Regions from separate parts of the Homo sapiens genome. Here region 1 is linked to region 2. Evidence: chromatin loops called from intact Hi-C (ENCODE). Cell type or tissue: IMR-90. All regions are shown on one strand. Each heading gives the region's core, and the rest is flanking DNA. Links, peaks and the distances in the headings are about the cores only. Region 1 holds the start of LINC01582 (long intergenic non-protein coding RNA 1582). Region 2 has its middle 35 kb from the start of LINC00923.

The links. Hi-C counts contacts between places; a loop is a spot of excess contacts. Peaks named below come from ENCODE experiments on the same cell type or tissue, not always from the same donor. Only the 100,000 strongest peaks of a DNase experiment are listed, where the experiment ranks them.
Region 1: it touches region 2 in a loop (12-fold over the local background); 100 of 110 quality-filtered maps call a loop at or near these places.

Annotation. Positions count from the first base shown.
Region 1 is chr15:98,075,437-98,091,425 of GRCh38, forward strand. It overlaps LINC01582 (long intergenic non-protein coding RNA 1582), which reads right to left and starts at 13,317. Exons shown (of 4, transcript NR_120325.1): 1 at 13,262-13,317; 2 at 10,186-10,338; 3 at 8,398-8,464; 4 at 7,543-8,013. RefSeq lists an enhancer at 1,804-2,098. In IMR-90, for the core only: a CTCF peak has its summit at 9,790 (motif pointing left); a DNase peak (open chromatin) is centred at 9,775.
Region 2 is chr15:97,901,092-97,917,080 of GRCh38, forward strand. No RefSeq gene overlaps it. Among named protein-coding and RNA genes, the nearest start is that of LINC00923, 35 kb to the left of the region's middle. In IMR-90, for the core only: a CTCF peak has its summit at 8,406 (motif pointing right); no DNase peak of the experiment used is centred there.

The sequences.
Region 1 (15,989 bases), core at 8,344-10,843, 180 kb after region 2:
AGGCAAAAGGTAACTTTATAGGGGATTCAGTGGTTATTACACAATTGAAAATTTTACTGTATGTAAATGATTCCTCAATAAATCTGACATCTCAAGGTTACTATGGGCAGCATAGCAGGCTATCTAAACTGTTTATCAAACAGAGAAGAAAGAATAATGAAAAACTCATAACTTCCTGGAAACATGTCTGGCCATCTCCCTTCAAAGATGCTAAAGTCTCTACAAGTTCAGACAAGGCCTTGGTTGAACTGTTTCTTATGGGAAAAGCATTTAATATTATCATCCACCCCAAATACTAAGTGATGATATTATCTTTCCCTACTAGGGAGAGATATTTCAAGTATAAATGTGATTTTAATTAGATGCTCCTCTTTCCAACCCAGTTATGAATTCAGTTTCACCCATGTAAGAAGTAGATGGGAGAACTTGATTAAAGCCAGTCACTGGGAAAACAGCATTAGCATAGATGTGGAACCTCAGAAGCATATAACAGGTATACTTTTATAACCTTGTCCATGACATTGACAATTATGATCTCAATGGGCATTTCTATTTTGCCTTTTCAGTAAGTTCATAATATACTACAAAAAGTCCACTTGATTAATGTTCAATTTTAAAATATGAGATCAAAGAAACACAAAAACCTATTCAAATGCTGTGCTAAGATGCTCTGTCTTCAATAATACTGAATTAGTACGAGCTTTTGGCTATTGACTTCATTACTTTGACAGCTGAAATAACATGTTCATGCCTTACGTCTGTCTTGACTGTTTGGGGTTAGAAAAAGAATGCCAGGTTATGCATGGTATTTTCTAAATTAACTTGAGCTCTGCATTTGTCTACAGGCCTACGAGGTTCAATCCGTAGGCTTGGTACCTGAGGAGGTGGCAGGCACAAGTGGAAGTTTCCGCTTGGCTAGGTGCCATTGTCATAAGAAGCCAGTGTCACCTCTTGTAAAGGAATTATTTAATCTTTTAAAACAGATTCAGTAATAAATTCTACCCTGAAAGAGATAAATTAGTGCATAAAGTACAAAAAGTAATCCCTTTGATAAGCATGCTATCATGCTTATCTATTTTCTGTCATGACTGTGAAATCAGAGTGAAAATTTAACACTGATTATAAACATCTTAAAATTTAAAGTTGCAAGAAAAAAAAAGAGGTAGTGATGGTGATGAAAATTGCAGTGTCATGGCTAGTTCAGAAAAACTTCTTCAGAGTGCTGCAGGCTTCCAGGAACAGCAGAGGGAGGGGCCGTGCCTGTCAGACCAGAAATAGCAGCAGGCCAAAGGGCCTGTTGTCCATTCCTCCCAAACCTCCACCAACAGAAAACCCCCTGGATGATCCGAGTAACCCGAACATCTTTCCTTTATTTCACTTATAAAAGAAAAGGCAAATTTCAACACAGGAAGTTAACCGTGACCTGGTGAACTGAACCCAGAAGATGGACTGCTCAAAATACCACGAAAAGACTGAAATGATTTAAGAAAATGACAAAGAAAAAGAGAAGGAGAGAGGAAGCCACGATGAAGGAGAGAGAGCGATAAAATTTTGGAATCTGCAGAGCCCTGGGCCAAAAATGCAGGCACTCAATTTGGAGGGTGGGGGGCAGGAGCACAGCAGTTCTTCTCCTCTCTGACCCTTCCTGAGAGCTCAGGGCCTGAACACACCTGTCATGGGTGGGGAAAAGGGCTTACGAACAGGTGTGCATTTCAGCCTGCAACAGAGGAGCTGTGAACCCCAGGATCCCATCCAACCCCATGCAGCAACTACCACCCTCCAAGCCCGCAGGGCCCATTCTGGAACAGCTAAAACAAAGAGGTCTGATCTGCTCTGGAGATCAGGGAAATGGATACAGAAGTATAAGGCAGATGACTGGAAACAGGGATCAGGGAATGGTAGCGAGATCTGCCTTCCCACCCCTGTGAGTCACTGGCTGTGCCCCACCTACACACCAGCACGCATGTGCAGCCAGGCAAGAGAAACGACGCGCATGGGATTCCCTCCTCCAGAAGGAGGGAATTTCACAGTATTTCATGGTATTTAACTTTTTCTCTGATTTGGTGAATTTATGAAAAGTGTCATCACGTGTCAGGAGCTGCATGGAGGACGAGGCTGTTTAGATTATGTAATACTTGATAGAGACAATAAAACAGATATAATGTATGTCAGAGTTAAGAGGCATACTCACAAAACCAGTACCCCAACTCAACCACCAAGCTCAGAAAGAGACCACGCCCAACATAGGGAAACCCCTTAAGACCCCCTGACTGCATCCCTCTGCCTCTGCCTCAGAGGGAACAATTATTTCTAGTTTTCTGCTTATCCTTCTCATTTTTTTTTAAGAAAAAGATTTTTTTCAGATTACGTCTGTATTCCTAAACAATATACTCTTTAGCTTTGCTTGCATATTAGCGTGATAAAAATGGTATCATCCCATATTACTGACTCTGAAGTTTTGAGGCTCACTGTCACCCATCCATTTCATGATGGTGGCAGCTTTGGGTCATTGATTTTGACAGTTGTATCATATCCCACTGAGTAAATATACCCAGCTTTTATTCATCTATTTTCCGATGGTTGGACATCTACATTATTCTCATTCTGGCTACTACACCAAGGCAGCTAAAGACATTCTGTTGTACATGCTTTTTTAGTACTCAGCGGCAGGAATTTCTCCTGGGTATATAATCAGTGGGTTCATAGGACTTACTTACATTTAAGTTTATAAGATAGGCTCTTTGAAGTGCTTGTATCAGCTTACACTCATGCCAGCAGTGTAAGTTCTTTCTGTTTTTATATTTCTGAGTACTTGATCTTATCAAATTTCTTAATTTTTATAAATTGAAGAGTATTTAAAAAGTATCATATGATGTCTTAATTTTCATTTTCTTGAAAATTAGTATTTTTTTTTTTTTTTTTTTTTTTGAGACGGAGTCTCGCTCCGTCCCCCAGGATGGACTGCAGTGGCGCAATCTCGGCTCACTGCAAGCTCCGCCTCCCGGGTTCACGCCATTCTCCTGCCTCAGCCTCCCGAGTAGCTGGGACTACAGGTGCCAGCCACTACGCCCGGCTAATTTTTTTGTATTTTTAGTAGAGACGGGGTTTCACCGTGTTAGCCAGGATAGTCTCGATCTCGTGACCTCGTGATCCACCCGCCTCGGCCTCCCAAAGTGCTGGGATTACAGGCGTGAGCCACCGCGCCCGGCCCGAAAATTAGTATTTTCAATTAAAGGCAGCCAAGAAATTTCTAAGAAATGTAGTCAAGAAAATAAACTCAACCCATACTATTGAGTTTTTCCTCTTTTTTACTATTTATGTTTCCACCTATGAGAAATTTCCTCTTTTTTACTATTTATGTTTCCACCTATGAGAAATGTCTATTTGTATCTTTTTTCCTCTTCCATTAGGTTGTTTTTCTGAATTTATAATGGTTCTTTATACACGCTGGATACTAATCCTTTTCCAGCTGTACATGTTACATCTACATGTTTTAGATTTGTCTCTTCCTATTTTATAGTGTCTTCCAAAGAATTTTCTTTTTTTTTTTTTTTTTGAGATGGAGTCTCACTCTGTCACCCAGTGTGGAGTGCAGTGGTGCGATCTCAGTTCACTGCAAACTCCACCTCCCAGGTTCAAGTGATTCTCCTGTCTCAGCCTCCAGAGTAGCTGGGATTACAGGCACCTGCCACCACACCTGGCTAATTTTTGTATTTTTAGTAGAGACAGGGTTTCACCATGTTGGTCAGGCTAGTCTCAAACTCCTGACCTCAAGTGATCCACCTGCCTCAGCCTCCCAAAGTGCTGGGATTACAGGTGTGAGCCACGCACCCAGCCTAAAGAATATCTTAATAATTAAAAAAGTAATCCATATTCAAGGTGAAGAACTCTCAATATCATAAAAATGTCAAGTCTACCAAAAGCAGTCTATAGCTTCAGTCAACTTCCAGTCAAAATCCCAACTGGTTTTTAAGGTAAGTTACCTTGTAATTCACCTTCCTGTTTGAGTCAATAATTATTTTGTGCAAAAATCAACATGGAATGGAATAAGCAGCCTTTCCTACACCTGGAATAGTGGAGCAGGCCTGAGTCACATGGAAGCAGGTTTGAGTCTGAGTCCTATGTTCACCAGCTCTGCACTTGAGCAGAGTACTTCTCAAAGTGTCTATTTTCCTGTTTTTATTGGAGATAAGAATAACTAATGATAGCATCGCTAAGCGAGATAACATATACAAACTCTTCTAGAGTCATGGTACATAGTAGGTGCTCAGTAACGTGCAGACTGCCTTCTTCCCCATGCTTCCCTTTGTCTCACCATCCTCCCTTGAAGCATAGGGCTATATGGGCTTCCTGAGCCCAGCAGCCCAGCCCCCGTTAGAAAAGAGAGGCTCCCAGAGACCCTGCCCTTGGCTGGACACCCTGAAGTTCTCATGGGGGACTGAGCTGCAGATGCCTGCAGGGACTGGGTACCTGGGCATGGAGGAGGCAAATAGTCAGGGCCCACAGGCCCAGGTCATCCTACCCCCATCCACAGCCATGGAGACTGATTTAATAGTAATATTAAACATAATGAATAATAATAAATAATGCTATTTATTGTAAAACCACTTAGCAAAGTCGAAGTAGACCCTAAGATTAGTGTCACTTTCATTATTGTTATTTTTACATGTCAGTTGCTTTACATGGATTATCTCATTTAATTCTCGTAACGACCCTATGAGATCAGTCTTACAATTTTTTTTTCTTGGCTTTTGACAGCCCAAGATGCAGAGGCTCAGATGGGACAAACAGGTTCCTTGTGCAGGGTCATGTGGGTACCAAGTGTTGGAGGCAGGATGAGAAGCAAGCAATCCACTTCCACTGAGGCCCCACCTCCCACTGTTGTTAGCTCAGTGCCAATAGCTGCCTTTTACTCCACGTCATGGACAGTCTAGCCCATGGTACGCCGCTAACTGGCCTCTCCATCTTGACCAAACCTCCACAAGGCCTCAGGTTTGCAGGGTCCTGTAGACACAAAGTCTGCACCTCCTATTCAGACCTGAGCCTTTCCCTGCAGTGTGGACACTCCGCAGAGCACCTGGTAGGAACAGGCCCCTTTCCCTTTTCCTAGGCAGAGTGCCCTATGACTCTTCTGCCCACAAGCCCAGTCCTGTAGTCCCACAGTTTTCACGACCCCATCCAAGGCGCACAGAACCCATCCACAGCTGAACCTAAGCAGAGTAGACTTTTGCCAGGTGTGCACCTGGCCAATACACTGCCTATCTTGTGGCATGGTACTGTGGGTCAGCAAGGGGCATGTAACCCACAGACTGGAGAGAATAATGACTAACCAAAACAGGTGTATATAAAGAATTCAGTGCAACATTTTACAGTAAACCTTCAATGTTTGGCTTCACTGTAAATGCCATTGTTGCTTCTAGACATCTGCACCTATATTTGCTCCGTGTATTAACTCACAATGACTTCTGATGAGACTTTAATTGCTTACAGTCATGCAAAGGCAGAGTGTACTAGTGCACCTTGCCATGGGCCTCAGCTCTGTCATTCACTGCCACCTTCAGACAGTCATTCCCCTTCCTGGCTTTGCTATCTGTAAAAATGACTAATCAGTGATCACCAAGGGCCCTTCCTTGTAAAACATATCTCCTTCCATTAGCTTTCCAATTATGCATCCAGTTCAACCAATTAACAAATATTGATTGATGTTCCACGACCTGCCAAAAGTGAAAATGCTTTTCATCTCTATCTAGAACATGATTTAAATCTGTTTTTGTATCATGCAGAATGGAAAATACGAAGCACTAAGATCAAAGTTAAGAGCCATAAGGCCTTGACTGTCTCTTCCTTTCCCCTGGAATGTGATACCAGGCAATACCTGGCCCTTTCCTGAGCAGATGAAACTTACACTTCCGGGCATCTCACTTGCACTCACATAGGCACCTTGCATGGCCCAGGGAGGGGCTTCAGCAGTATATGCACATGGTCATATGTTTTTGTCCTATTTTCAAAAGTAAGACATTTTAGCTGCAATCAGTGAAGGCTGTGTCTCTTCCCACTGCTGACGCCCCCCTCCAATCAGGCCTTCCATCATGTTAAGTGGAAGGGGAGTGAGACTCCCCATGAGAACTTTTGGGGTCTAGCTAAGGACAAATTGAGTTGGGGGCACATTGACTTGAGTAGAATATGTGCATGTGGTTCACAGTAACTTCCTTGGAGAGCTAAGTTATTGCTGTCCTGGTGTAGGAATGACGTCCAGGGATACTTCTACTACCCTCCAAGCAGACTCACTGAGAGCCATGACACCAAGATAGATCATGTCCTGATATGGTCATGTGCTACTACTGTCCACACCACCAGTAGCATGTGATTAGAGAAAAAAATAGATACAGAAGCTGGTCTGAAATATCCTTCCAAATCTCACAACTCATATATGACATATGAAAGAAAATTGATGGAGGAAATTTAAAATTTGGCAACAATTCTAAATATTTACCTGACATGAAAGTGCTTTTTATCTGTATAGCAGGTTGAGAAGCTAAAAGAAACATCTCAAACTATGAATAACACCAAAAAATGTTTAATTAACCACAACAGAGTAGACTCCATTATCTTGAGTCTCTCTATAAAAAGCAATATCAAAAACACTGCTATCAAAGACGATGCAGGCAAAAGATCAAAAAAAAATGACAGAGTATTCCAGGCAGATAATTAATTTAAAATATCATATTATTTTGTGATGTTCGTAGTTTTGTCAACTTAAAAATTGTGTAGCTTGTGATTTTTCTTTTCTACATATCCTCTTGCATACCTAATTTTATTAATTCACAAATTGCATTACTATTCTGAAAGAGGATCCTCCAACTGCAGAACATCAAAGCTCCCCCACCACCAGGACCTGCCCCCTAACTGCACCTGAACTTGAGAATCTTCAGTTTTTCTGAGTGGCCTGGGGTCTCAGAGTGGACATCATTCACAGGGCAGTCAAGGGGATGGCAAAGGGATGGCCACCAGGCAGCCAATCCTAGGAGACATGGGCAAGCCAAGCATGGCAGCAGGCCTGATCCGACCCACTTCTATTGTCTTCATGAAACTAGATGCTGGGGAGACACCTGATCACTGCTCTCTTGCCTCATTTGGGGCAAATAAGCACGACACCACACACACACACACACACACACACACACACACACACACACGGCAAGCCAGCAGGGCCCATCCAAAGGCCTCAGGCAGGAGCTCTGCAGGCACTTTCTGTCCTCCTCTTCTGGAGCCTTACAGCCCACCTTTGACAAGAGATTCAGACACCTTGAATTCCTGTGCTTACCAACGGCCAGGCCAAGGAGAGTCCAGGAATGCCACCTGCTTCCCATGAGAAAGGAATTTCTCACATGACACAGGGAAAGAGTATGCCCCCCAACTCCCGGAATTGGGAGGATGACATGAGACAGGAGGGATGGGAGCAGTGTTTCTAGAATGCTGTGTGTAGGTGCTTATAGAGTCCACATGAAAGATAGAAACAAAGTCCAGACCCTGCACTTGATCTTCGTTTAACCAGTACAATTTATCTTTTCATCTGAGCAAGCTCCAGTTCTGCCAAGTAGTCGCCACTCTATATCCCTGACTCTGGGCCACTGTAGAGTATTCTTGTTACCGGCCAGGACTCAAACTATTTAAACTTGCAAATAGGCTACTTGAGTCTGCAAGGACTTGGGGTGATGCAGCCAGAGAGGACACGAACACGTTACCTCCACTACACTCTCAGACTCTCAGACCATTTGCTTTGGTTCTCAGGAGCTTCTGCCCAGCCCGACTCCCCTTTTGGCCCTATGGAAGTTGAACTTGAGGCTCCAGAGGCAGGCTACACAAGGAGCTCCTTGCTGGCATGCCTCCAAACGGTATCCACCAGCGCCTGCTCCGATTCACGCCAAGGTGACATGCACACATTTGAGCTGGTGAGGTACTTAAGAGGCAGGACTTCTGGTTCATTAAGCAGCGCCCTCCAGGACTACATACCTGATAGGAAGGATAAACAACTCAGTTAGTAAAGACTGTCCGTCATCTCCAGCTTGCCAGGGAAACAACTATCAAGAGCTTTCTTCTGATGAAATATCAATTTCTGTGCATCACTATGCAGCAGTGACTTCCTCCGCCCACCCTCACCCCCCGGCATCCATCAATCTTCCTTACAAAAATGATTACAGATAAATGGACAGTGAAAATCACAACTGCCCCGGGCATCTCTAACTCCCTGTTGCAGTTTTCACGTGCAGCATGCAGTGTGAGTTTTGCCCTCAGAGGGGCTCTGTGTGCAGGCTGCTCTTGCCTTTCCCAGTGGGAAACGAGTGGAGCCTGCCTCTGTTATTCGCTAAATCTTTCCAACATGCAACATAGCCTCACCTTAGAGAATGCTGGACAACTCAATGTCAAAAATAGCCTGTTTCATTGCCAATACGCAAGGCCAACCCTAGGCAACAAGAATGAAGATTAATGCCAAATCTCAATTCCTGGTTCCTCACATCCTCCTTGATTTTTAAAAAAGTGAGGGAAAAAAAAAAAAATCTGAGGTGGACAAGAAGCCTATTTGGCCTCCTGCTGAAAAGATATTAGTTTAATACACATTTTATTAAACATTATTTTCATACATGCATTCTGCACCTAGCATGTACGAGGCCATATACTGAGCATTTTGCACACGTTACCTTTTGTAATCCTTGCAATAACCCTTGAATTAAGTAGTGAGCTAAAAAGAAAGAGGCAGAATGGGCCAGAAATCCAACTTTCTCGGATTCTGATTCTGTGCTGTGTCTTGGTGCATAATTTTAAGAATCATGGGTATCTCCCTTCAAGAGCCTTCCCTACTTCCACCACTTCGGAAGTACATCCTGGAAGGGACCAGGTAGAGGCAGAGCCAGCGGCCAGCTGCTGGGAGGAGAAGTAGAGAGGGCTACTTAGTACTCCTCTTCACCTCTCGGGCAGAGATGATAAAAAGGAAAATTAAAAGGATAAAGGCTTAGATATTCCCAGGCTAAGAAAGGAGAAGAAAACCCAAAGTATATTAATATTAACCAAAAGGTATAAAAATATATCCCTGGCCGGGCACAGTGGCTCACACCTGTAATCCCAGCACTTTGGGAGGCTGAGGTGGGTGGATCACCTGAAGTCAGGAGTTCAAGACCAGCCTCATCAACATGCAGAAACCCCATCTCTACTAAAAATAAAAATTAGTTGGGCTTGGCAGCGCACGCCTATAATCCCAGCTACTCGAGAGGCCGAGACAGGAGAATCACTTGAACCTGGGAAGCAGACATTGCAGTGAGCCGAGATCACGCCATTGCACTCCAGCCTGGGCAACAAGAGCGAAACTCCATCTCAAAAAAAAAAAAAAAAAAAAAAAATATATATATATATATATATATATGTATATATATACATACACACACACACACATATATACATATATATGTATACATATATGTGCGTGTGTGTGTATATATATATCCCTAAATCTGGGATGCTTGGCTCAAATCTGCCCTACAAAATTGACCCAAGTTCCCAAGTTGACATTGTATCTCTTGAGAAAGGGGTCTATTCAGTGTTTAGAACTGTAATATATACACACAAATACAAAAAGTACAGAAGATAATATAATACACACCATGCATTCCCCCTCCAAAAATGAGAAGTATTGTTTCCACCTCTAAAAATCACAGGTTTACTAACTTCTTCTAAGAATCTAGACAAAGAGGCCTTCTAAGAAATGTTTTCGATGGTGCCACCTGGTGGATTCATCCTAAAAGTGCTATCTGCTCTTGCTCACAATTAAACTGACTTAAGAGGACAAATTCTCATACATAATGAGATATTTGACCCACTAATTTTTTCCCCCAGCTTTCCTTTATTTTCTCTCTAGGCATCCTCAGCCTCCCTTCCATTCCACTACAATCAACTGATCCTTGGAGTTCCCATTTCATTTCATAGCCTTTCTGCTGCATTAGAGCAATTTTACAGCAAGATTTACAACAATGTCAGGAATAAAGAAAACTGTTGTAAAATAGCCATGGACAACATTACAAACTGGCAATAAAATCGACCATAATGCACAGCTGGTATTTATGTAAGCCACCTGTTCCATTTTTAGCTACTCCTGATCCCTGCTTTTATCCCATTCACTGTGCTTTGAAATACCTTTTACTTGTCTCCTTCTCCTCTAAAGGTCTTCAGAACTGATAAGTTCCAGAATTTGCTGAGCCCTCATATTGGGGTACCCTTGCTCATCTATGAGCCCAAAGGCCCAACATGGCTGAACTTTGCTTCCCAGTCTTTGAACTCTGCCAAAACCTGGATATTGAACAGAAGAAAAGTTTCAGCAAAACCCTCATGCAACTGCAAGATACATTTAAATATAAATACATATACTCATCTAAAAAAATTAAACAGTCAAGGAACTATGTACTGTTCACCCACTATGGAGAAAATACTAGAGCCATAATTTGTAGGACTGGTTCCCATTGAATGAGCAGCATCTAAGTATGAGCTTAAAATTTTACACATTATCTCTAATTCATGCAGCAACTCTTCAAGGTTGCTTGAATCAATTACTCACTACCTCTGTGACTTCAGTAAATAATTCTATCAATCTCAGTTTAGAAGTTGGCCTATCAGGGCCAGGCGCAGTGGCTCACGCCTGTAATCTTAGCAATTTGAGAGGCTTAAGTGGGCAGATCACTTGAGGTCAGGAGTTTGAAACCAGCCTGGTCAACAAGGTGAAACTCCATCTCTACTAAAAATACAAAAAAAAAAAAATAATTAGCCAGGCGTGGTGGTGCGTGCCTGTAGTCCCAGCTAGTCAGGAAGCTGAGGCAGGAGAACTGCTTGAACCCAGGAGGTGGAGGTTGCAGTGAGCCAAGATAGCGCCACTGCACTACAGCCTGGGTAGCTCGGTTGAAGAAGAGGAAGAGGAGGAAGAAGGAGAGGAAGAGGAAGAGGAGCAGAAGAAGAAGTAGAAGGAGAGGGAGAGGAAAAGGGAGGAGGAGGAAGAGGGAAAGGGGAGGGGAAGGGAAGGGGAGGAAGAGGAGGAGGAAGAGGAGGAGGAGGAAGAAGGCGGCGGCCTATCAACTGTGTGGAATTGTAGTGAAAATTTAGAGTAGCTGTTTTAACAGGTAAGATTCACCAAATGTTTATTCTGTACTAAGCATCCTTATAGGAACTCTCCACATATTAACTCATTTTATATAGTCACAACCAACCTATGAGATGAGTACTATTAATATGCCCAGTTCATAAAAGAAAGCTGATACACAGACAAGTAACTTGCCAAAGGCCACAAACCCGTAAGTAGCAAAGCCAGGATGTGAACCCCCCCAAAAATCATATTCCAGAGCACTCTGTTCTTCATACAGAGAGATATGACTATTATTTAGATCATTAATTTTTTAAAAATCAAGGAGTGAAGTCAGCATAAATGATGGAAATAAAGACTAACAAAACTTCTGTTCTCCACAGAAACAAGGAGAAAGTTGGCAAAGATTATTAGAATCAACTTTTCCAGAACTCTAGAAATTGACCTCTAGAAATTGACCAAAGACTTGTAGCAACTCAAGAAGCATGTATTTAAGAAAACCAGCCAATTCTCAATAAGAACAGTAAGCTTTGTGGCATTTTACCTTGATTCACTCTCATGCCTCACTTTCCTTTCCTGCAGTGGCCTTGAAAAATGACACCCCACATTCCTGGAGCGGTACTGGAGCCACCAGAGTGAGCAGAATGAAGCTGTTTTTAAAGCCTCATTCCCAAAGATTTGTCCTTTCGGAACTGTCTCGTCAGACCTGTCTGGTAATACTCTGGAAGACTCCACATGCAAGATTGTCTGTATTTGACCTGACTTGGAGATTTACTGGTTTCTGGTATTTACAGAAATCTCTGTCCTATCCTTACTCAACAACCAAGCTAACCAAATAGAGACTTCAGTTGCCACAAGTAACAAAGAGTACAGACTTTGTAGAATTAGTTCAAAAAAATTATTAAATATACAAAACAGCTAAAAAATTGCAGCACCAACAATATACTCTGGGGAGGGAGATAATGATTTTAAGAGGTGTCACAATGTATTATTTTAAGTAGTCATCAACAGAAATTACAAGGCATGTAAAGAAACAAAGTATGGCTCTATAATAGGAAATTAAGCAACTAATAGAAACGGTTCCGAGAAAGTACAGACTTTAGTCTTACTAGAAAATACTTTAAAATTGGTTATTTTAAATGTGCTCCAAGAGCTAACAGAATGTGTGTCTAAACAACTGCAGTAAATTATGAAAACAATGTCTCACCAAATGCAAATATTCACAAAGGGATCGAAATTACATATTTTTGAAAAATTTATAGAAATTCTGGAGTTAAAAAGTACAACTAAAATGAAAATTTCACTATAGGAGCTGAGCACAAAATTTGAAGAAGCAGAAGAGAGTATAGCAAACTTGAAGATAGGTCAATTGATATTATCTAGTTTGAAGAACAAGAAGAAAGAAAATGAACACAGCTTTGGAGGCCTTTGGGACATCAGCAACAAAGCAAGATGTAGATTAGAAGAACTTCAGAAAGAAGGGAGACAGAGAAAGGGATAGAAAGAATATTTGAAGAAATAACGAATCAAAACTTCCCAAACTTGATGGAAAACATCAATCTACATATCTAAGAAGCTCAACAAACTGCAAGTAGAGTAAACTCAAAGAGATACACAGTCAGACACATCATAATCAAACTGTTGAGAGAATCTTGAAAGCACGAGAGAGAGACAAGTCATGTTCAAGGATCCTCAGTAAGCTGATTTCTCACCATAAACCACGGAGGCCAGAAGATACTGGATGACATATTCAAAGAGCTGACCAATGTCAACAAAGAATTCTATGTCCAGCAATATTATCCTTCAAAAATAAAGAAAAAATTGGGACGCGGGGGCCCAGAGCTTTCGGGCAGGCCCAGCCATTGAAACCCGAGACGCGGGGAGGAGCTGTCGCTGCGCTCCGGGAGGAACGAGGGCGGCCCTGGGCCTGGCCAGAGCGGCTCCCCTTACCTGTGACTCAACAGGCGGCCTCAGCCTCCATCCTCGGGCTAGGCTGGCGCCGCGCCCCGCCCCGGAGGCTGTCCCTGTGCCCCTGGCGTCCTCCTCCCTCTCCCATTCCTCCCCAGGGGCTGCCCCCATTCCCCGCTCCCCGGCCCCTTCCCCTCCCCCAGGGTCACCACCCAAGTCTTCCCAGCTACCAACCCCTGGCTCCCCAGAGAGTTTGCAAAGATTGTGGGCTCCACCTTCCCTCCTGATTCGCCACCCGCAGGAGAATTTACTATTTCTCTTTCATTTGTGGGGAGAAGACACCGTTAACGCCCCCACCCCCCGCTCACACGCCCACCCTCGCCGGTGCCCCGGGCCTGAACGCGGCACATCTCAACCCCCTCCCACGCCCCTTCACACTTCTATTATTTCTGTTTCTTTGGACAAGAATCATTTGCGTTAATGATTTTTTTTTGAAAACGTTCAAGTTTCACTCCAGTAAGCTTCCTAGAAGGAAGGAGGAGGTGAGGGAGGAGAGAGAAGGAAGAGGAGGAGGAGGAGGCTTTGGCTGCAGCTGCGGCGAAGGCGGTTTTGGCGACTTTGGCGGCGAAAATTTAGACAGTTGAAAAATAGGCCAAAGCACACTGAACCTGCAGGACATCCCGTAATCTTTTCTGCCCATTTCAAAGTCTTTCCCTGTCCTCACCCAACTATTACAGGCCGCTTTTGCTGAAACCTGACAATGTCATTTAGTAAATGTTCAGCTAGTATTCATTTGAAATAGAAATAACCAACAGCAGGTAATTTCTTCTTGGCCTGTTTCTGCGTGTTATCCAAGGGGAGGTGGAATACAGTGGTGGTTTTAAAATGCCAGCAGCCTAGGAACCCAAAGGCCTCAGCAGCCTGGCACCTCCCCACCCCCCTGCGGCTCTTAGGGGCCGAAAGATTGAGGGTCGTGATCAACTCAGTATACCACTGGAGGCCACGTGAGTAAGCAGCAAACTGTTTCTCATGAGAGCAGGGTGTTGGCAAACTGACAACCTGTGTCTGCCGCCCAGAAGGACTGCTGAGGGCAGTCACCACCCAGGTGCAAGTGTTTAGGATTAGACACAACTGAAGCCTGTTAGTAATGAGAACTTGTGATAATCAAACAGCTGACCAGTCTTAGGGCCTCCTCCCTGCTCATTCTCCCAATGAATGCGAAGGGCTGTGGAAGCTCGGGGGGCTGCCTTCGCTCACTAGAAGCAGGGAGCTCCCTTCTTCCCGGTTTCCCCTTCCTTTAAAACAGATTTTTTTAATCATTTCTACGTTTGTCCTTTCGTTCAGTCCTGTAATGACGGTCTCAAGTAGTAACAATAACTGTCGTAGTGACGGTCTCAAGTAGTAACAGTAATAACTGTCATAGTGACGGTCTCAAGTAGTAATTGTGGCAGTCAGCCACAGACACACAGGACTAAAGGTTCATTAATGTCTGCTGTAAAAATGTAGAATATATTTCTTCAAGGTCTGAAGAAGTATACATTTTTTGATGTACGTTTTTGTCACATTTTTTAAAGTTCTCTTGTTTTTAAAAAATAACATGTATAGGGCCGGGCGCAGTGGCTCACGCCTGTAATCCCAGCACTTTGGGAGGCGCAGGCGGATGGACCACCAGGTCAGGAGATAGAGACCATCCTGGCTAACACGGTGAAACCCCGTCTCTACTAAAAATACAAAAAAAATTAGCCGAGCACCGTGGCGGGTGCCTGTAGTCCCAGCTACTCCGGAGGCTGAGGCAGGAGAAGGGTGTGAACCCGGAAGGCGGAGCTTGCAGTGAGCCAAGATCGCGCCACTGCGCTCCAGCCTGGGCGACAGAGCGAGACTCCGTCTCAAAACAAATTACATGTATAGTGAACAGTTCCTTTAAAATACGTGTGTGTGTGTGTATACAGCATATATAAAGAATAATGAACTGAAAAGTTCCCTGCTTCTCATTCAACTATTTCCAAAGTCAGTATTAGTCAAATACCTTCTTTCCTTTTAGTTTGAGTTTTGTGTCTCACATGAGTAACTTTAAACTACTCCAAAACTAGAAAATAATTCTTCTAAATTTACCTCCAGTACTTTTACTGTCTTGATTTTCAGATTTGAATTTTAATCCAATCATAATTCACTGACCTATATGGCATAAGGAATGGATCTAGCTATATCTCATGGTTCCCACACCATTAAATGGTATATTCTTTCTGCTACTAATTTGAATTATCTCTTTAACTATATATTAAATTCTCATACACATTCTAGCTATTTGATTGACAGTTTTCCTATTTCTACAACAATATTGCACTATTTTAATTACCCTAGCTTTTAACATATATTTGGATATCTGGGAAGGCAAGCCAGTTGCATCTAGTCTTTTAACATTGGTTTGCATTAACATTTTTAAAGTTTTGAACCTTCCCATTACAGAACATGGCATCCTTTCATTTATTCGGGTCTTCTATGTTTTTTTTCCTAAAGTTCCAGGTTTTTTTTCTTTTTTTTTTTTTTTTTGGAGACGGACTTTCGCTCTTGTTGCCTAGGCTGAAGTGCAAAGGTACAATCTCCGCTCATTGTAACCTCCGACTCCTGGGTTCAAGCCATTCTCCTGCCTCAGCCTCCCAAATAGCTAGGATTACAGGCACGAATCACCACGCCCGGCTAATTTTTGTATTTTTAGTAGAGAACAGGGTTTCACCACGTTGGCCAGGCTTGTCTGGAACTCCTGACCTCAGGTGATCCACCTGCCTCGGCCTCCCAAAGTGCTGGGATTACTAGCGTGAGCCACCGCACCCCGCCAGTTCCACAGTTTTCCACAAAGGCATCTCATACATTTCTTGCCATGTTTATTCCTAGAGATTTCTGATATTTGCAGGGCATTGTGGATGGGCTCTTTTCCCCAATTACATTAGAATTAGTTATTGCT
Region 2 (15,989 bases), core at 7,215-9,714:
TCAGGAGGAAATTCTTGGCCTCATTACTTAAGATGGTTCTTAAGAACAAACTATTTTTAAAGAAAAATCAATTTACGTTCAAAGACAATAAGTCCCTAAACACTAACTTTGGGAGGAAACCGCAAAGAAACAGCTCTAAGTAGTGAAAGGCTTGTCTTAGAGGCTAGACCGTGTTTAAATTCCAAATCAAACAGGCTGCTGTCCCGACCCCATTTCCATTTCTTTATGCAGCCACAATGTAGCTCTGCTATAGCCTAAAAGGCCTGGTTTCAATTCTTCCAGGTGGAACATGCCTGCCTCAATAATTAAAGGCACTTGATCTACCAAGATTAAAGCCTCTTTTGAACCTGGAAAAATGTAAGTCCCAAGAAAAGGCGGTAAACTTTCACCAGCAGAAATCCTCTATATCTCATCATACTCTCCTCAGCACATGAAATACCAGCTATCGGTTCAGGTTGCTGACTTACACAGGATCCAGGGAGAGTTACCACATAAAACACAGGCTACACAGTTACATTTATTTCAGATAAACAATAACTAATTTTTGTATTTGTATGCCCATGAAATATCTGGGACGTATTTATTCTAAAAATTGTCCATTATTTATCTAAACTCCAAATTTCACTGAATCTCCTATATTTTATTTACTGTCTCTGGCAACCATAATTCCAGGGTGCAGGGCCAAGTGTCTCATCTGAGATTCTTGTGAAAGTAGATAGTTCACTGCGAGTTAAAATAAAAGTTCTATCCCTTGGCTGGATGCTGCCATGTGGAAAATACTTGCTCTTAGTGCTCAGTCCAAGCTGGTCATCCCTGATGGAGCTACAGCTCTTCATGCCCTCCTAGCCTCATTTCAAAGCCAGCTTGAGCTCATAAAATCAGAACATGTTGCCGATGTATTCTCCCAGAATTCTCTCAAATCCGTCAACCGGATAATTACTAAAAATGAAAATCATAACTCCGATCCCGTGCACAGCAATGTGAATGGAGAACCCCCCAGGAGAATGAAGGCATTGTCCAGAGGAGCCTTTCCTTTTCTAGAATCATCTTGGGGCTTGTGACAGCAGTTCCAGCAGTCACACGTCAGTGTCTAGACATCTTTCATGCTTATTTCCTTCTCTTTGGCTCCAGGTGCAAATAGGCAGGGTGTGCAGGAGAGTAAGGTGAAAGATACACCTGGGCTGCAAAGTTTCCGGAGACGTGAAGTCTCAGAGCAGATCAAACATGCAGTCAGCACCTGAGAGAAAGTGTTGCATCCCAGGTGCCTCATTCCCCTCACCTTAGTCCTGGCCCTGCAAAAATAGGTTATTTCCTTTTCAACCAGAATGGTTTGTGAGACAAGAGTTTGGCATTTCTAACTGGTTTCATATCATTTCCGGGTGGAAACAATCCAGATTTACGAGGAAAGAGATTGCAATCTTTTAGCAAATGCCTAACACAGTCCCTCACAGACAGAGGATAGTCATCAGCGTGACGTCCTTAGCACATGGGTCTGACTCTGTCCTCATCAACTTGGCAAGCCAGTAGAGCATGCATTCATTTCCTAGGCTGTTGTAATACAGCACTGCAGACTGGGTGGCTTAAACACAGGAATTTGGCGTCTCACAGTTTTGGAGCCTAGGAGACTAAAAGCATGGTGTGTCAGCAGGGATGCTTCCTTCTCAAGAGCTACGAGGGAGAACCCGTTCCAGGTCTCTCTCCTGGTGGGTCACTGGCCATCTTTGCTGTTTCCTGGCTGGCAGATGCCTGCCTTCATCTCCACGTGGTGTTCTCCCTGTGGGCATGTTTTTCTCCACATTCCCCTTTATTAGGACGCTAGTCATATTGGATTAAGGCACACCCTAACGGACTCATTTTAATTTAATTACCTTTGTAAAGACCCTACCTCCAAATAGGGTCACATTCTGAGGTACTGGGGGGTAGGAATTCCATACATGGAATTTGGAGGAACACAATTCAATCCATAATAGAGCACCTCTACACTGACTGTAGAAGGACATGCTTGTGGACTCTCAAGGCCTCCTGGACAGGTGATTGTTTCCCTCCAATTTAATTTCTGTAAGTGCATATCTTTTTGCCCTCCCTCTAACCAATCCTGGCCCTGATGTCCACACCGCTAAGTCATGCTGGACAAAACCCTTAAACACTCTGGCTCCCCGCCTATTATCCGGCACTGCCAGAAGTAAGTGGACTTCAAAGACCCTTCCTGCTCCACATTATTGTTTTTCTACTTGCTTCATTACAAGCATCACTATGGGGGAAAATGGCATTAAAGGACCAAAGCATTGCAAATCCCAGGCGGGTTCTTTTTTTCCCATAAGCAACGAGCTAGAGGTCACAGGTGGAGAATGGTGGAAATCGGTGCCTGCAATTGGTTGGGGCCTATCAAGGAGACTAAGGAGAGTGACTGGGGGCTGAGGCAGTAGTCTAAAGGGTCAACTGGGGTTCCTTCCCAACAATGCACCATGTGGCATCGAAAGCAGGAGCATCTACAGGAGAGCAGGACAAGATGTGGAGGTGGGAGGAGGAAATGATGTGGGGGGCGGGGAAGGAGGCAGGGGGGCACATTGGACTGCTGAAAAACACCATTGTACTGAGGAATCAGCCAGTAATAAGTTTGTGATCTTGTTCTTTCTAGAATTGCTGTGTGACCTTGGGCAAAATCCTTAACCTCTCTGAACCTTATTTTCCCCCATTTAAAAATGGGATCATGATACCTGCCTCACAGGCTTGTTGAAAGATTAAACAAGTAAGGCACCACAACCTGGCACACCTATCCTATCCGAGGGAAGTGGATTCTCACTGTCAATTTCCTTTCTGGCTTCCTGGAAGAACTTTTAAAATATGACTCCATCCTGGCAGAAGTGTCCAGGCAGCGCCAGCAGAGAGACAGTGGAAGGACTGAGGTGGGAGGAAAGCGCTGCAGTTCTGCAGGTCCCAGGCTGCTGTCCATGGTCGTGATGGTCTTGGGGCTGCAGGAAGAAGAAACTGAATAAAGGTGGCCTGTTGGTTCAGCGAGGACTCAGGGGCCAAGATACGAGAGGCTCACTCAGGGGCCCTTTCCAGAGAGGTCAGGAACTGTGGACAATTAAGACCAAAGAGGCTGAGAAGAGCTCTCTGGTTTCTGGCAACAGACGTCGCCCAGACCTGGAGATTTCCCAAACCCCCAGGAGATGAGGCACTGAGCAAGCCCGACACCCGGCCCTGCCGACGCGAGGTGGCGCCGCACAGCCAGGAAGCCCGAGGCGGCGCCTCCGCGCACCGCTCCCAGAGCCCGGCAGTGGGAGGTTTTCCACCGGACCTCATCCCAGGCGGCAGGCTCTGCTCAGCCCCTGGCTTCTTGCTGCCTTCCTAGTCGCGTTTGCTGAGTAACACGCCACCTTTTATTTCTTCACACTCAACCCCCTGCAGAGATGTATAGGCACGTTGTGATGACCAGACTGTTTGTCTCCTCTGTTAGTTTTTCCTTAGTTAAAATGAGGTTTGAAGGACTGGTCAGGAGGAAACCGAAGGAACAAAATCATTCTAAACCTTGTGGCTGGCGCCCATGGGTGAGGTCTGAGTTCAATAATGAGCATTTACAAAGTGATCATGTAGAAAGAGAGGAGGAGGAGGAGGGCTAGCTAAAACAAAACAAAACAAACAAAAAAACCCCATAAGACAGTTTCTGGTGAAATTCAACACACTGCACCCAGTGACATGGAAATTCCACTGTTACGAAGGAGCGCTGACCGCCACAACGCATGCACAAGAACGCTCAAAGCAGCTTTATTCCTAATCGCCCCAAACTGGAAACAATCCGAATGTTTATAAATGGGAAAATGGACGGACGAACTGTGGTATATTCATACCATGGGATTGCTTTCAGCAAGTAAAAGGAATGAGCTGCTGGCCGGGCGCGGTGGTTCACGCCTGTAATCTCAGCACTTTGGGAGGCCCACGCAGGGGAATTACTTGAGGTCAGGAGTTCGAGACTAGCCGGGCCAACACGGCGAAACCCCGACTCTACTAAAGATACAAAAATTAGCTGTGCGTGGTGGCACGCACCTATAATCTCAGCCACTCGGGAGGCTGAGGCAGGAGAACGGCTTGAACACGGGAGGCGGAGGTTGCAGTGAGCCGAGATTGTGCCACTGCATTCCAGCCTGGGTGACAGAGTGAGACCCTGTCTAGAATAAATAAATAAATATGTAAAATCAAGGGAATGAGCTGCTGAAAAGAGCAACAGTGTGGCTTTTGGTTAAATGAAAGCCGCTGATACAAAAGACTACGCTATGCGCTGAATGATTCTGGTTCCGTTCAGATGAAGTTCTGGGACAGGCAAACTAAGAGTGACAGACAACAGCTCAGTGGTTGCCTCTGGGGTGCTGATTGCCTGGAAAGGGACACGGGGGAACTTTCTGGAGTAATGGAACTGTGTTCATTCTTAATTTGCATGGTGGCTGCACATGCGTGTGCAGATGTAAAAATTCATGGAGCTGTACGTTTAGATTGGCAAAACTAGTTGAGCTTCTACTGTTCCACGATGGTACAGGAGATTTCAAACCATTCTAACTTTCTGTTCTTATATCCTTTTGAAAGATTTCTCTTAGCAAGTTTTTTCTCTATTGTGAAGAATATGGCCTATTTCTGGCATCTGTCTCTCCTGTCCATTTTTTTGTTTTGTTTTGTTTGGAAAATGTAGCTAAAGACTTCATTAGCTTTATTAAATGCTTATGCTTCCAACTAATGAATTGTCCAAATCCTCATCATAAGACTTCAATTTCACTCATTAGAACCTTAATTGTCAAGCAGCGGAAATGATTCTTATTGTTTGTCCTAATTGCTATTAGGAAGGAGTACCAGAATTATTTGTAATTTATTAGTCACATAAAAATAATGAGGGATAAATAAAGTTATTTTCCCTGAAGTTATTTTCAAGGCACAGACGCAAGGAGGGGTGTGTTTAAGGAAAGCCATACCAGGCTTCTCTGGGAGGGAGGACAAGTCTGTCTCTGGGAATCTCTACTCGCCGTGCTAATCCTCAGAATCACTCCTTTTCTACCCTGTTCAAGCACTTGGGGTCTTGAAGAGTGATTCTGAGGATAAGCACAGCAAGTAGAGATTCCCAGATCCCTGGAGCCTGGAGGGATTGCTTACTGTTGCCCCCATCAGAACCCACTCTTGGAAAAGATCTTGTGCTGGTCAATTTCACCTCCTTCCCAATGGGACACAGACGTGTCACTTCTGTCACTTCTCCTTCCTGGCGTCAGGGAACCAAGCGCTGGAGAGATGGAGTTGCCGCATTCCACGACCAGGAGCCAGGAATCTGGAGGACATGATCAATGACTTCTGATTGGCAATGGTGTGCAAGGGGTACGCTGAACAAGGTATGTCCCTGGCTGAAGGGACATATGGGGCCAACCCCAAAGCCATAGACCCTAGAGTCTTTTCCTTCACCTAGAGGGAGAGCCTTTCCTTTTGCCTGTCACATACATTCAGAGGGACCATCTATTTGTAATTTGCACAATTCACCAGTGAGGTTGACAGTGGCCCTAAATTTATCTTCTAGAAGACCAAATTGCCATTATGATCAATGCACCTATTTTCACACCCAGTTATGAAGAATACAGACAGGATGTGGACCTCCCACAAAGAATTTACATGCTAGCCAAGGAGTGGAAAACAATGCCAGAAGCTAGACCTCCTTCCCCATCCTACCCTCTTCACTTAGCCCATTCCTGTTTGGTCTTTCCTCCCCTCTTTGATTCTCTCAGTTTGAGTTGAGTGTCGTGGCAGAGTACTCCAGGGCACCAGCACTCATATCAATTCTTATCATCGTTACAAATGGTGTCAGAGGTGTGGCGCAGTAGCTCACACATGTAATTCCAGCACTTTGGGAGGCCAAGGCAGGTGGATCGCTTGAGCCCAGGAGTTTGAGACCAGCCTGGGCAATGTGGCAAAACCCCATCTCTACAAAAAAACTACAAAAATTAGCTGGGCATGGTGGTGCGTGCTTGTTGTCCTAGCTACTTGGGAGGATTACCTGATCCCAAAGAGGTCAAGGCTGCAGTGAGCCATAATTGCACCATTGCACTCCAGCCTGGGTGGCAAAGTGAGACCCTATCTCAAAAAAAAAAATGGTGCCAGAATTTACACACACATTTATATTGTGTTTTATATATATATACACATATATATATAATCACAATGACTTACTAAGGTCATAGCCTATTTCCTTGTGTATATAATGAGGATAACAAAGGTCCCTACCTCCAAGGATTGCTGTAAAGATTACACAGAAAAATGCACTCTTTCATTTGTTTAATGCCCCTGTGATATTCTACTGATAGCGGAGGAACTGAGGCAGGACTTCCACAGGTGCACACTAATAACTGGGGAGCTCTAGAAAGAGAGGGAAGCACCCAGATGTCAGGCCAGTCACCAGCCTATCTTCTTTCCTATCTTGCTTCCCAATAATAGAACCTGTTTTAGTTGGGGTGGTATTGTTTCTAGGGCCATTTCCTGGCCTAGCTTGTAGCTAGGTACATCCACGAAACTAAGTTCTGACTAATGAGATATAAGCTGACATTATTGGAGAGGGTTATGAGAAATCTCTTTAAATGGTAGAAAAATGGCTGTGCAAACTCTTTTTGTCCCTCTCTTCTTCATTTTTCTGTCTGGATCATGGATGTAATGGCTGGAGCTCTGGTAGCTGTCTTGGACCATGAAGCAACCTTAAGGATGAAAGCAAAGTGATAAGAGTGCAGAGCAGCAACACAGAGGAAGACTGGTTTCCCAGTGAGCCTATGGAGTCCTCACACCAGCTCTGACGTGCTTTCCTCTAGATTGTGATATGTGAGAAAAACATCCTTTCATCACATTCTGTTTAGTCTCTGCTCTTAGTAGTCAAACACAATGTCTCACTGATATAGCAAACATGACCAAGATACCCTCAACTTTACACAGCTTACAATCTCATTTGTTGGAACTAACACAATATGAGAACTTTGGGATACTGGATTACAGGAGGCATATAGGAAACCTGGAAGATAAAGGAAAATTTCTCCAGAGAAGTCAAACCTCGGATTGGAATTAAGGATTGGTCAAAGTTAGCCCCATAGAGAAGAGAGAGAAGTGTGTTCCAAGAGAACAGCATGCAGAAGAGCCCAGAGGCAGCGGAGGAAGCACAGCCTGCTTATGTTAATAAATATGAATTTGATTACAAGAGTTATAGAGACTACCAAAGGCTTTTATGCAAAAAAAAAAGTGATAGTAAAAAAAATAAATAATATCCCAGGGCCAGACATGGTGGCTCACTCTTGTAATCCTAGCACTTTGTGAAACTGAGATGGAAGGATTGCTTAAAGCCAGGGGTTCAAAACCAGCCTGGGCAACATAGTGAGACCCTGACTCTACCAAAAAAAAAAAAAAAGTAAATTAGCCTGGTGTGATGGCACACACCTATAGTCCCAGCTACTTGAGAGGCTGAGGCAGGAGGAGCACTTGAGCCCAGGAGTTCAAGGCTGCAGTGAGCTACAATCACACTACTGCACTCCAGCCTGGGAAACAGAACAAGACCCTTCCATTTACCAAAAGATCCTTCTCACTTCTAAGCAGAGAAGGGACTAAAAAGGCAAGTCTGAAAGCAGGAGATAGGTGGAGGCTCATGCAGAAATCCAGATAAGATACCAATGCACCTAGAACTGGCAGGGTGCTGGCAGTGGGAGGAGAGATGGATGGATTTGAGTGATGCTTGACAAATAGAATTGGCAGGACATGGAAAGTAAGGGAATACAGTCAAGAGAGGGTCTCAGTGTGTGCTGGCTTGAACCAATTTCACAACAAGAGAATCAGCTCAGCCTGCCACATTGCACCCAACACCACTGCAGAAAAGTCTTGTTTTGTAGCAAGAGATTGGTTCTCTAGCCTCCCTTGTGGATATGTCCATGGGTCAGCCCCGGCCCAGCCATTCATTACTACTGAAAATATGTAAGAAAAACCTTTTTCATTTACAAAGTAACATTATATATAAGGTTAAAATGTGATGGGTATTAACTTGCAGAGAAATATTTCAAGGTTTCTTGTGAAGGTAAAAAGTGGTAGGTAGTTTTTTATACAGATAAGTGCATGACAATTAGCTTACAGAAAAATGATCCCAACTATTCTTAGAGTACAAATTCTGTGGTTCTTTTCCAGCAATGTCGTCAGTCTCAACTCTCAGAGATGATTTGGGGAAGGGTTCTGAGATTTAGTATATGAAAATGCGGGGCATCAAGAAGGAACATCCTAGGAATAAAGAGAAACCCACCTCACTTCAAAGAGAGCAGTCTCTCATTGAATTGCCCAGTGCAGTTCTGAGGACCAACATCAACAGGGTGGAAGTAACCATGCAAGTGCAGTGACAGTGGCTGCCATGAGAGGGCAGCCTAACACGGTTCCTGTAGGAATCGGGGCTGCTCAAGGCTGAGAGGTATAGATGGCCTAGGGCTTCAATATGACCAACACAATCCCACTTAGAGAATTCTCTCATTGTAGAAGTAGTGCAAAATATGGGGTTGAGGAACACATCCTTAAGAAAGGTGATTTCAATATAATAAGTAAGAGGAAAACTGGAAGCAATATGAATATCTAACACTAAAGAAATGGCCAAGGAAATTATGATATATGCAGAATAGCATGCTTTTTCCATCAAAAATTATAAGGAATGAAACAATAATGTTGCATTTTCAATGCAAGACACAATGTGCTAGATATGAACATGAAATGTATTTAAATATACAATTAAAAACTAAATTACTATGGGAAATATGGGCAGGAAAAGGTAAATGTTATAATAAGCCTTCATAATATTAAAAAAAAGACTTAGTCATCAAACAAGAAGTGCAAGTCAGGAAAGACGTATAAATTGGAAAGGAAAAAGTCAACCATCTAGAAAATTCTAAACTGTCTCTTAAGTAATTCTTGTTTTTTTTTTTTTTTTAAGGCAGAACAGCAAGAAAAAAATGTGTTTTTTCGATTCATGGCATTAAAACCTACATAATTAAATAAGAAAAAATTAATGAGTTAAACATCCAGTTCAAAATGTTAAGTAAAACAAAAATAAAATAAACTCACATAACACATGGAAGAGGATAATAAAGGAATGAAAGAAATATAAAACAGAAAAAAAGTAGAGCATTTTCAAGGAAAATACAAGGCACAAAACTGACCCCAGAAGAGGGAGAAAACATAAATAAAACAAGAAAAGTGAAAAAAATAAAATAAAAAAGAAATAGTAAATAGCAGTAGCATTCATGAACAGAGTTATTTCCCTACAATAGAAAATATTGTTATTTATTAAAAGGATAAAGGTCGTTAGAATGAGCTGATATTAAGGTAACTTTTCTCAAAAGGAAAATGCAAGGTTTAGCACAGCAGGTATGCTGTGACCTCCTTGTGCAATATTTATTTATTTATTTAGACAGAGTTTTTGCTCTGTTGCCCAGGCTGGAGTGCAATGGTGCGATCTCAGCTCACTGCAACATCTGCCTCCTGGGTTCAAGCGATTCTCCTTCCTCAGCCTCCCTAGTAGCTGGGATTACAGGTGCGCACCACCACACCTGGCTAATTTTTGTATTTTTAGTAGAGACGGGGTTTCACCATGTTGGCCGGGCTGGTCTGAAACTCTTGACCTCAGGTGATCCACCCACCTCTGCCTCCCAAAGTGCTAGGATTACAGGGATAAGCCACCACGCCTAGCCCCTTGTGTGATATTTAAAGACCCATGTAGACATATGGTATTAGATAAGTTTGTGATATTAAGGACCTATTGTAATCGGGGCAGCGTGGTGCACTAGGTAATACTGAGACTCAGGAGCCAGATTCTCTGGATTTGAATCCTGGCTTCACCACTTTCTAGCTGTGTGATTGTCAGCAGTGTCCTTAGCTTCTCTGTGCCTTAGCTTCTTCATCGGTGAAATGGTAACAACAATAGACCCTAATTCATAGAGCTATGGGAATTAAATGGGCTAATTATTACAAAGTACTTTAGAACAGTGTCTGATAGTAACATAATAAATGCCTACTAAATATTAGCTGTGGTGATCCCTCCTAAAAGCATTACTAGGAACTGTCCTTGGGAAATTGGGTGGAGGGTGCTTAGAGGCAAAATGAGCAAAGCCTCCATTTTTCTGTGTTCCTTTCTGAACTTCTTGCATTTCCTAGGCATCCACATTACTAAATAGGACTGTGTGGACACTGGAATCATGGGACACTTTGGTTTTCCTCTTCATCCTTTTCTATATTTATAATATATATATATAATACATATATACTTATCTTTATTCAAAAATAATTATATATAATATTTTTAAATGTTGTGTTTGTACTTAGCACAACTATGTAAAAATAGAAACAAATGGAAAATTATTAGAAGGAAAATCTTAAAAATTATAGGACTTTTGTTAGTATAAGAAAATACAGAATCTTATTTCCCCCTTCATTTTAAACAAGTATTTTATTTATTTATTTATTTATTTATTTATTTATTTATTTTTGAGACGGAGTCTCGCTGTGTCCCCCAGGCTGGAGTGCATTGGCACCATCTCGGCTCACTGCAAGCACTGCCTCCCGGGTTCACGCCATTCTCCTGCCTCAGCCTCCCGAGTAGCTGGGACTACAGGTGCCAACCACCCGGCCCGGCACATTTATTTTTAAATACACTAGCTTCAGATGATATATTTTTGTAAAATATTTCAATGTAAGGTAAAAATACTTTCTGGCCTTTTCCGTGCTTAGCCCCTCCAGGGAGGGCATCTTCTCTCTGCATTAACATAGACACATACATAGTTATAGAAATGTGTAATTGCGATGTTTTTAGCAATATAAATGCCATCACACTTCATGTATTGTTCTGCAACTTGCTTTTTTCAATTAAAAATATGTCTTGGAAAAAGGAATTTCTATGCCAATACACAAATATCTACCTATTTAATAGCTGCATAGATTTCTGTGATGTGTTTGTGGCAACAGTTTATGTAACTGTTTCACTATTGATGGGCATTTAGTTTGTTCCCAAATTTTACCTCTTGCCATCAGTATTGCAACACACATACTTCTGCACATCTATTTCTCTACAATTTTTTTCTATTTTGTATATTTTTATGACATATTGCTTTTATAACTTTCAAACTAATAAAAGTATGGATAAGAGGAACATTAGCTTGCTTTCCAAACCCAAGAATGTTCACTGTGATCTCTTATTTTTTGAGACAGTCTCACTCTGTCACCTAGGCTGGAGTGCAATGGCACAATCTCTGCTCACTGCAACCTCCACCTCCCAGGCTCAAGAGATTCTCCTGCCTCAGCCTCCCGAGTAGCTGGGATTACAGGCGCCTACCACCATGCCCAGCTAATTTTTGTACTTTTGGTAGAGACGGGGTTTCACCATGTTGACCAGGCTGGTCTCGAACTCCTGACCTCAGTTGATCAGCCGGCCTCAGCCTTCAAAGTGCTGGGATTACAGACATGAGCCACTGCACCCAGCCTAAGTATGATCCATTTCTTAAAGCATAACATAGCAGGGAGAATCAGAACATCTATAAGTGCACAGTAAAGCCAGACAAAACCCCACAAACAATAAAAAATGCATCATTTTCCTCAGGAGGTTGTAGGAAGTACAAACACGAATCTGCAGTTTAGCAAATGCATGGCCGTCACAGCATTAATTGTCCAGTGGGACGTTTAGGGATAAACTACTTTTAATGGAAACATCGTGAAGGACAATCACGTCTCTTGGCGCAAGTGCCAATGACAGGCTACTGGACTAGATGGATCAAGAGCCAGCCAGAGGTGATCCATCTTGTGTCCTTACGATCACCATTACCAACCAATGACAAGCCTTTACAAAGATCTTCCCATAACTTATTATCTTGTCTGTCTTCTAATAGGTTTACTGTTTCATGAGAAAAGACCCGCAAATCAATTAAGTAAAGCTGATTATTTTAGATAAGGAAAGTGAAATATCCTTTTTCTACTTCCCATTTTTCTTTCTCTGAATTTGCATGTAAGGCACAACAAGCTTATGTCGTTTATCACAGCCAAGCCCCAGTGCAGCAACAGAAATTGCTGGGAACAACAACAAAAAAATGTGACAGACCCTCTCGAGACCTCTCAAAGGGGGAAAATGTTCCTCAGTAAGCTCTCATGTCAGTAAAGCAGAGAGACGGCGAGGCTGAGCTTCGCCCTGTTAAATATCAGAGCAGAACGTGTTATTTTGTTTAATAGGACCACAACGTGATGCTCTTCTGAATAGACAGTTTGATTTAGGAGAAAAAAGAAAGAGAGAAAGCAATTTGGCCGGTCTTGCTCAAATCGACACACTCACTGAAGAAGAAAACAAAATAATGTATTCTGCTTAACCCCATGGTTGCAGGGTAAAAATCTCAATATGAATATTTGGGAAAGAAAAAAAATACAAGCACAGATTCAAAAAGAAAAGTTTATGAACTTTATATAAGACTATTTGGGAAAGCGTTAAGACCGAAAGGAAAGGGTCAAGTAAATTTCAAATCATTACTCCATTTGATCTGAGTTTTCGGGTGGCCTGGAAAAGAAACAATAATATTGCATTGCTCTGGCAGATTAATCTTAAAATCACATTTTAACATGTGACCTTTTATCAAAATCCCATGTGTTCCCACTGCTCACATCAGCAGGGTTTTAGTTTCTTTCTGCCTTCAAAGTCCTCCCTCTCTCCCTCCCTGGTACCTTCCCGCACAGTATAAATGGATCGCTCATTAGCGCCTTCCTTTTTTCCCATATTCTCATCTGATTTCTGTGCCTTCTCTTACCACATTTCTTTTGTTGATTTCATTCTGTGTGCCATTAAAACTTAAAGCAAAAGATGATGAGGAAGCGTGATGATTTATGAAACTCTTATTTGAAAAGCAGTTGCCAAATTAAAGCCTAATTTATGGTTTTATGTCACACTAAAGCAAGTGTCTTTCTGAAGTGTTAGTCTTTGTTCCTCCTGCACCAGAAGACCTTGTGATGAAGAGTTCCTGCCTGAACACAGCCGAATGGTCAAGTCCTTCCACAAGCACAAGCACTCAACATGCTGTTAGCCTTCGGAGGATGGCAGATTCAAAATCCAATCCAATCTCCTTTCCTTCTCCATTTACTACTACAGTGTCTGCAAAAATAAAAATCAACTCCCCTACCTCTGCTACAGATAGGAATTGCCATGTGACTCAGTTCTGACCCACGAGATATAAAGGAATCCTGCTGGTGGCTTCAGAACCCTATTCCTATCTGCCTGGAATGCAGAGAAAGTCTGGCTGAGCAGCCACCACCTTGTGACCAAGAGGGCAATGCCAAGACAATTTTGGAGATTTAGCCTAGGCATTGCGGAGCTGCTGAATCAATGTCTTCAGCTGCCTCCTAACCAAAGCTTCTTATGATGTAAGGGAAGCAAACTCCCCAGTAAAGTTACCTTAAGGCAGATTTCTGTTGCTCACAGGCAAATGCATCCCTAGACTAGATGATATGGGCTATAAAGATGACAGTCTAGATCCAAAGAGTTTATAACATCTTAAGAGAGACAGGTATCTAACTAATTAACTAAAACATCAAACAATATGAAAATCAATAAGTTGAGGTAAGCAAAGTTCCACGACATGGAAGCAAAAAGAGAATTTTTTTGTTACCACTGAGACATGGGAAGCCCTCACAGAAAAGATGGAGAAGACATTGGAGCCAAGATTTGCAAAATGAGATTTCTCCCAGCCAAGAAGGGCTGGAAACCCCACATTAAGGATACAGCAAGAAGAAATGAATGACGGCCAAAGACATCTGTGATTAGTGGACTGTGCTTAGTGAGAATAATGCAGTTGGTCTCATGCCTGATCTTGACGCGTTACAGAACAGCTTTCTCAGCCCTGCCTTCTCCTAAACCATTTCCCACTCCTGTCGTTTCTGTGCTCAGTATCAGTCTTCATCACGTATATCTTCACAACAAGAAACTAGGGACAAATTACTGGCTGCTACCCTGCAAAAAGAAAAAAAAGAAAACCACAGTTTCTAACAGTTGATAATATGAAAATCTAATGATTCCTTTTATACAGGTGGTTTTCAACCAAAAGTGATCTTCTTCCTGGGGACATTTGGCAATTTCTAAAGGCGTTTTGGATTTTCACAATTGCAGGGGATGCTGCTGAACATCCCAGAGTGCACATACGGTACAGCCAGCCCCCCACAACAAAGAAGTATCTGGTCGAAAGTGGCAATAGTGCTGAGCTTAAGAAACCCTGTTCTTTTATTATTTGATGTGGACCAGTGACTTCCTATGTGTGGCTTCATATCACCAGATAAGCTCATCACAGAAAAATGAGTAAACGCCAGCATTGCCTTAAGAAAAGACCAGTGAATCATCGTGCGATGTGCTATTATGTTTTCTTTTTAACACTGAGCAAAACTACATTGACTGAAGCAACATCATAATGTCATTTAATACTTTTAGATTCCCTTATACATGGAAATTCCTCTAACAGAATGCTTGGTAATAAACATTTGTTGACTAGATGAATGCAGAAACAAAGGCCCATCTCACAGGATTCAAAATATACTTCTTTTACAGTGAGTTTTTCTGGGAGGGTGGTAGAACAAGGGTCTAGCTTATTAGTTGTTCAGAATGTTAAGCCTTTGCATGCAACAAAAACAACAGCAAATCATTAAAACAGTTGTAAAAGCCATATTTACTATTTCATTCAAAAGATACTCCATGCCAAGAATAATAGTATGTTACAAAAGTAGTTTTCTTAGACAAACTTTTTTAAAAATCTATTGAACTACAATGGGATTCAGCCTTTGCTCAGAACTGTGTTCAGATCACAGATGGAATATTGAGAACTGTGCTAAATCACAGATGGTATATTTTTTCCTATATTTCACGAAACAGGCCCTTTCTACCTCTTTTTTTTCTTTTACATTTTGCTCTTGGTAATCATGTGGCTTGAAAAAAAGGCTAAACTAAAAAGAAACGTGGAAACATTTACTTTTAGTGCTGTTTATCATCTTACTCTTTAGTGGATGGATACATCACTGAATTTTCTGTGGTGTAATTTACTCAAAAAAAAAAAAAACTCAGAGTGTAATTCATTTTAGGTGAGCAATTTGTTTTATGAGCCGTGTATGATTATTTGGGGTTGTGCTGTTCTTTTATTGAGTGCAATAAAGACATTTCTTATCAATTGATTTGTTGTATCAGCAATGGGCTTCTTTCCAGATTGAAACATGGCAGCTTTTCTCAGGACATTATCCAGCATATAATTTCACCACAGATATGAATCTGGGTTCATTAGGGCCCACTTGCACTGCCTGTTATGACCTCATTTCTAGGATTCCTGCTTGATGCTGGCATTATCCTTCTCTGCGCGCAGTGCATAACATGGTTGTCAAATGGGTTCTTCCTCTTTGATGGTTCATCACATATACAAACTTTTAATTTTGCCAACTTTTATACCAACTGATAAAATCAGAAGTTCAAAAGTTCATTTCCAATTCCATATGACATAGAAACTTTAGGTATTATAAAGCTTACACCTCTTGTGAATAATTAATTGCAATGCAGGGCAGGAACTAGAGGTATTAGATTACTATTTTGATGGTGTCAATACACTACCAGGAAGTACTTCTTAATCCAGATGTGGATAAGCACATTTCAGTGGTACATGATGCAAGCCACCAACCTTCTATCAAGCCTGGGTATGATAAACACTGTCCTTTTGGGCGCCATTGACTTACCATGACTCTCAGACCACGGGACACCTTGCAAGACCTGTTATTAGCGCTCTCATGTCGACACATGATCACATTTATTTGCACCTTTCCAGACTGAGAAAATCATGCCTTGAGAACAAAATTATGCTGATGCATATCTCACACAAGTACGTATCACAATGTCCTGGGGAACACCCCTTTGCACTTCAGTAATGTCACGCATGAAGCAGAACATAAGTGATATACACCCA